Regions from separate parts of the Homo sapiens genome. Here region 1 is linked to region 2. A link is a loop called in an ENCODE intact Hi-C map of the cell type or tissue named here. Cell type or tissue: natural killer cell. All regions are shown on one strand. Links, peaks and the distances in the headings refer to the core of each region. The heading gives the core; the rest is flanking DNA.

The links. Hi-C counts contacts between places; a loop is a spot of excess contacts. Peaks named below come from ENCODE experiments on the same cell type or tissue, not always from the same donor. Only the 100,000 strongest peaks of a DNase experiment are listed, where the experiment ranks them.
Region 1: it touches region 2 in a loop (6-fold over the local background); 36 of 110 quality-filtered maps call a loop at or near these places.

Annotation. Positions count from the first base shown.
Region 1 is chr11:357,951-360,678 of GRCh38, reverse strand. No RefSeq gene overlaps it. Among named protein-coding and RNA genes, the nearest start is that of B4GALNT4, 10 kb to the left of the region's middle. In natural killer cell, for the core only: no CTCF peak of the experiment used is centred there; a DNase peak (open chromatin) is centred at 1,168; H3K27ac peaks cover 196 bases.
Region 2 is chr11:267,847-270,864 of GRCh38, reverse strand. No RefSeq gene overlaps it. Among named protein-coding and RNA genes, the nearest start is that of NLRP6, 9.1 kb to the left of the region's middle. RefSeq lists an enhancer at 1,316-1,385. In natural killer cell, for the core only: a CTCF peak has its summit at 1,284; DNase peaks (open chromatin) are centred at 1,274 and 1,924; H3K4me3 peaks cover 2,071 bases; H3K27ac peaks cover 2,500 bases.

The sequences.
Region 1 (2,728 bases), core at 229-2,728, 90 kb before region 2:
TTACAGTAAAATCCTCGGCAATGTCATTGGGTCCTTCCTCAGGGCCTGGCTCCGTGGACTGGCTCAGAATGGAAACTGGCAGAGGGGCCACAGCTCTGTTGTGAGGAACCCAGGCTTCTTGCTGTGGACTGAACAAATCTGTATGTTGAAGCCCTAAGCCTGTGTGACGGCATTTGGAGGGGGCCCTTGGGAGGTGATTAGGGTCAGATGAAGTCCTGAGGCTGGGCCCCCAGGATGGGGTTGATGCCCTGATAACAGGGGAGTCCAGAGCTCATGCACTGTCTCCCCACAAATTCTCTCTCTCTCCCCATGTCTCTCTCTCCCTCTGTCCTCCATCTATCTCCCTGTCTCTGTCTCTCCTCATCTCCCTCTCCCTCTCTGTCTCTCCCCATCTCTCTCTGTCTCTCTCTCCCTCATGTCTCTCTCCCTGTCTGTCTCTCCCCTATCTCTCTCCCTCTATCTCTCTCTCCCTATCTCTCCCCCATCTCTCTCTCCTGTCTCTGTCTCTCCCCCATCTCTTTCTCTCCTCTCTGTCTCTCCCCCATCTCTCTCTCCCTCTGTCTCTCTCTCTCCGTTTCTCTCTCTCTCCCTCTCTGTCTCTATCTCTCCCCCATCTCTCTCCCTCTGTCTCTCTCCCTCTCTGTCTCTATCTCTCCCCCATCTCTCTCTCCCTCTCTCTGTCTCTCCCCCATCTCTCTCTCCCTCTGTCTCTCTCTCTCCGTTTCTCTCTCTTTCCCTCTCTGTCTCTATCTCTCCCCCATCTCTCTCCCTCTGTCTCTCTCCCTCTCTGTCTCTATCTCTCCCCCATCTCTCTCCCTCTATCTCTCTCCCTCTCTGTCTCTATCTCTCCCCCATCTCTCTCTCCCTCTCTCTGTCTCTCCCCCATCTCTCTCTCCGTTTCTCTCGCTCTCCCTCTCTGTCTCTATCTCTCCCCCATCTCTCTGTCCTGTCTCTGTCTCTCCCCCATCTCTCTCTCCCTCTGTCTCTTTCTCTCTCTCTTTCTGTCTGTCTCTCCCCTGACATGCACGTGCTGAGGAAAGGCCCTGGGAGGACACAGTGAGTTGGAGCTTCTGAACCTGACCACGCTGGCACCCTGATCTCAGGCTTCCAGCAGCCAGAAAGGTGAGAAAATACATTTCTGTTCTGTGGTGTTTTGTAATGGCAGACTGAGCTGACTGACTCACTTCTATCCACCACACCTAGAGTTTTTCTGATGACACAGATCAAGTGAGGCTTCAGCAGGCAGCCCCCATGCCTAGGGGTGCCTTGATGGCTCAGCCAGCTCCAAGGGCTTCTGCAGGTGGAGCCATGCTGATCCCGCCTGGGCCACACCTCCTGTCTGTAGACATGAGGTGCCACCCCAGTCCTGCCATGCTGGGGCCGGCAGAGACCCCATTTCCAGGGCCCACTGCAACACCTAATTGTGCCTTTCACAATTAGGGAGGAGGGGGCATGACAACACAGTCAGTTTCGCTTTTTTTTTTTTTTTTTTTGAGAGGGAGTCTCGCTCTGTCGCCCAGGCCGGAGTGCGGTAGAGTGATCTCGGCTCACTGCAAGCTCCGCCTCCTGGGTTCAAGCGATTCTCCTGCCTCAGCCTCCTGAGCAGCTGGGAGTACAGGTGCCCGCCACCACACCCGGCTAATTTTTGTGTTTTTGGTAGAGATGGGATTTCACCAGGTTGGCCAGGATGGTCTCAAACTCTTGACTTCAGATGATCCACCTGCCTTGGCCTCCCAAAGTGCTGGGATTACAGGCATGAGCCACTGTGCCCGGCCCCAGTTTAGCATTTTTAAAAAACGAATGGACTTTATTTTTCGGAAGGGTTTGAGATTTACAGAAATAACACAGAGAGCTTCCCCGCCCCCCAGCTCCACCAACAGTTCCCCTCGTTTTTACCGTCTGGCTTAGTTCGGTGTATTTGTTATAATGAATGAACCAGTATTAATGCGTTATTGACCAAATAAAGTCACAGTTGGTCCAGAGTCCCTCATTTGTTTTCCCTGACATCCTTTCTGTGTTCCAGGACCGCGTTCCTCAGCGTCTGTCTCCCGGGGCCTCTGGGCTGGGCCGTTTTGCTTTTGACGACCTGGACAGCTCAGAAGAGGCCGGGTGTGTTGGCGGGGTGCCCCTGCTGAGATTCGCCTGCTCTTTTTGTCATGAGGAGGCTGGGGTTATAGGTTTCTTGGAAGAAGATTCCAGAGGTAAAGCAGCATCTGCATCCATCCTAACATCGCCGGTGCGACTCATAACTCGACGCCTGCCTCGTCTTCTGCAGAGACAGAGCCCGTCAGGCTCCTCTGTGCAAACCACGATGGATCAGCTCCATCGGTTTCTGCAGGTGGAGCCGCGCGGAAGGAGCCCAGCCCTTCCCACCCCGCGCTCTCTGGAAGGACGGCCCTGCGCCAGCCCACGTCGAGGGGCTGGGAGGGGCTCTGCTCCTCCTTAGGGGCAGTGTCTACGCCATTGGTTTAGAATTCTTCTGCACGGGAGATTTGTCTCTTCTCCCCCATTTATAAATTTATATCGCCATGCACTTGTAGGTATTTACAGCACACTTTGGGTTAGGATGTAGAATGAGGTGTTGCTCAAATTGTGGGAGTTCACTCAGTTGGACCCTGGGTCCACGGGCATATTTACATTGTGTGTGTATGCGTGTGCATGTGTATGTGTATACGTGTGTATGTGTACGTGTGTGTGCATGTGTATGTGTTTAGTGTGTGTATGTGTA
Region 2 (3,018 bases), core at 273-2,772:
TGCCCTCCTGGGTAGTTCCTCCTCGCTCACCAGCACAGCTCTGGTGCACACACCCACAGCAGGTCCACACGGCTGCCACACCACCTCCCTTCTCTGCTCAAATGTCTCCTCTCCCGAGGCCTCTGACCACCTGCCTAAGGTACTCCCCAAGTTTACTCTCTTGTGCATTGGTGTCCAGAGGCGGTAAAGCCTGGGGGTCTGGGGTCCTGTGCACCCTGTTGAGTGGGTGGCTGGTCCAGCTCCTGGCTCTGCCACTCACTGGTCACTCTGTGACCCTGGACACACTCTAGGTGAGTTTCTGTGTCTGTGGATGGACGGTTCCTGCTCCCTAAGGTGGTTGTGATCTCAAAGTGGTGATATTAAAACACTAAGAGTCGGGCCTGAGTGGAGCGGGGCCTCCTCCTTCACATAAATCAACTGGAAATGGACCAAGGCTGACATTTAAGAACTAAAACCATAAAACACTTAGGAAAAAATGTAGGGAAATCTTCATGACCTTGGATGATGATGATGATGATTATTATTATTATTTTTTTTTTTTTGAGACGGAGTTTGCTCCATTACCCAGGCTGCATTGCAATGGCGCGATCCCGGCTCACTGCAACTTCCACCTCCTGTGTTCAAGCGATGCTCCTGCCTCAGCCTACCTAGTAGCTGAGATTACAGGCGCCTGCCACCATGCCCGGCTAATTTTTGTATTTTTAGTAGAGATGGGGTTTCACCATGTTGGCCAGGCTGGTCTCAAACTCCTGACCTCAAGTGATCCACCTGCCTCGGCCTCCCAAAGTGCTGCGATTACAGGCGTGAGCCACCGTGCCCGGCCGACCTTGGATTCTTAGATATAACACCAAAAGCATGGGCAATGACAACAACAACAAAAAGATAAATTGTACTTCATCAAAATTAAAATCTTTTGTGCATCAAAGGACACTATCAAGGGGCTGAAGAGATCACCACAGAATGGGAGAAAATGTTTGCGAATCATATATCTGGTAAGGATTCATATACGTAATATAAAAAGGACTCCTTCAAATCAACAACCAAAACCCAAACAGCACAATTTCAAAATGAGCAAAGGACTTGAATAGACATTTCTCAAAAAAAAAAAAAGATGCGAATGACTGACAAGCACGTGAAAAGTTGCCCAACCTCGTTAGTCATTACAAAAATGCAAATGAAAAGAACAGTGAGATACCTTCTTACCTCCACTAGGATGGCAATTATTATGCAACTAAACAAAACAAACATGAAGAAAACAAGTGATGGGAAGCCTCCCATGTTGCTGGTGGGACGGTAAAATGATGCAACTGTTGAAAACAGTTTGTTTTTTCTTAAAAGACGCGGAAGAATTGAAAACAGGAACTGAAACCACACTCGTGTTCACTTTGCTAGTAGCGTTATTCATAACAGTCAAAATGTGGAAGCAACCAAGTGTTCCTAAACAGGTGAACAGACAAACAAAACTCAGTCTATCCGTACAGAGAAATGCGATTCAGGAATGAGAGCCCGACGCATGGGTGAACCTTGGGCACATCACGCTGAGTGACATGAACCTGACACAGAAGGACACGTACTGTATGAATCCACTTCTATGAAATAATTAGAACAGGCAAATCCGTAGAGACTGAAAGTAGATGAGACACGTGACCAGAGGCTGGGGGGACGGAGGAATGCAGAGTTGCTGTTTAATGGGGACGGAGTTTCTGTCTGACGGATAGAAAGGATTTTGGAAATAGTGGTGATGGTTACACAATATTGTGCATGTAACTAACATCATTGAACTGCACACTTAAAAATGATTAAAACAAAAAGAGTTCTGTTACGTCTGATCCTTTGCCACGATTTTTAAATAGCGCCTGCCCCGTGGTCAGTGCCTCCTGTGTTGGCCGCAATGCTGTGCTCCTCACAGCTGGCGCTGACCGCTATTTCCTGCTCTAGGGCGGTAGGCGGCATCTGAGAGCATGAACAAAATGCCCTACCCAGAAGGAGCTACGTCTTTGTTGGGAGACAGAAAATAAACAGGATACATAAATAAACAACACATGGATTAAACAGTGCCAAGGGCGGGGCGCGGTGGCTCATATCTGTGATCCCAGCACTTTGGGAGGCAGAGGCGGGCGGATCACTTGAGGTCAGGAGTTCGAGATCAGCCTGGCCAACATGGTGAAACCCCGTCTCTACTAAAAATACAAAAATTAGCCAGGCGTGGTGGCGGGCATCTGTAATCCCAGCTACTCGTGAGGCTGAGGCAAGAAAATAGTTTGAACCCAGGAGGCAGAGATTGCAGTGAGCAGAGATCACGCCACTGCACTCCAGCCTGTGTGACAGAGCGAGACTGCGTCTCAAAAAACAAAAACAAAAAACAAACAAAAACAGTGCCAAGGACAGAGCAGAGCGGAGAGAGGAGAATAAACGAGGGGGCAGGTCCGCGGTGGGGACGCAGTCAGGTGCAGGGCAGGGCCGTGGTCTGGCAGGAGCTGGCCCACTCAGGACACAGGAGGCCTGGGTGGCTGGGAGAGCCAGGGGGGCCGAGGAGCGGGCAAGGCTCCCTGGGCTGCTGTGGGGCTGGGGAGGGTGTGAGGGAGGGAGACGTCCGGCTCTCCTGAGGGGAAGGGAATCAGAGAGGGGCCACGCTCTGCACATGCGTAAAAAGGGTGGATCCCATGTGGCGTGTGAGATGAGAAGGGCTGAGGCAAGAGGAGGGATGGAAGTGGGGAACTAGAGCGAGGAACAGGGTTTGCAGGTAACGCCCAAGGCCCAGGTATCCTAGTTTGAGAAGCCTATTTACCAGGGAGCTGGGATGGCCGGGACCAACCCGGGCAGCAGCCGTGCAGCCCCTCCTAGTCACCACCCCCAGCCCAAGGAGGGACAGGTGAGGACTTCAAAGGGCCAAGCCCTCCAGCGTCCTCATCAGAAGCTCAGGTGAGGGCACACAACGTGAATTTACCGTTGCACAGTGCAAGCTCCAGCAAGTGAGGCTCAGCAGTGCCCTTGCAGAAGGAAGTGTTTTCCCCCAGC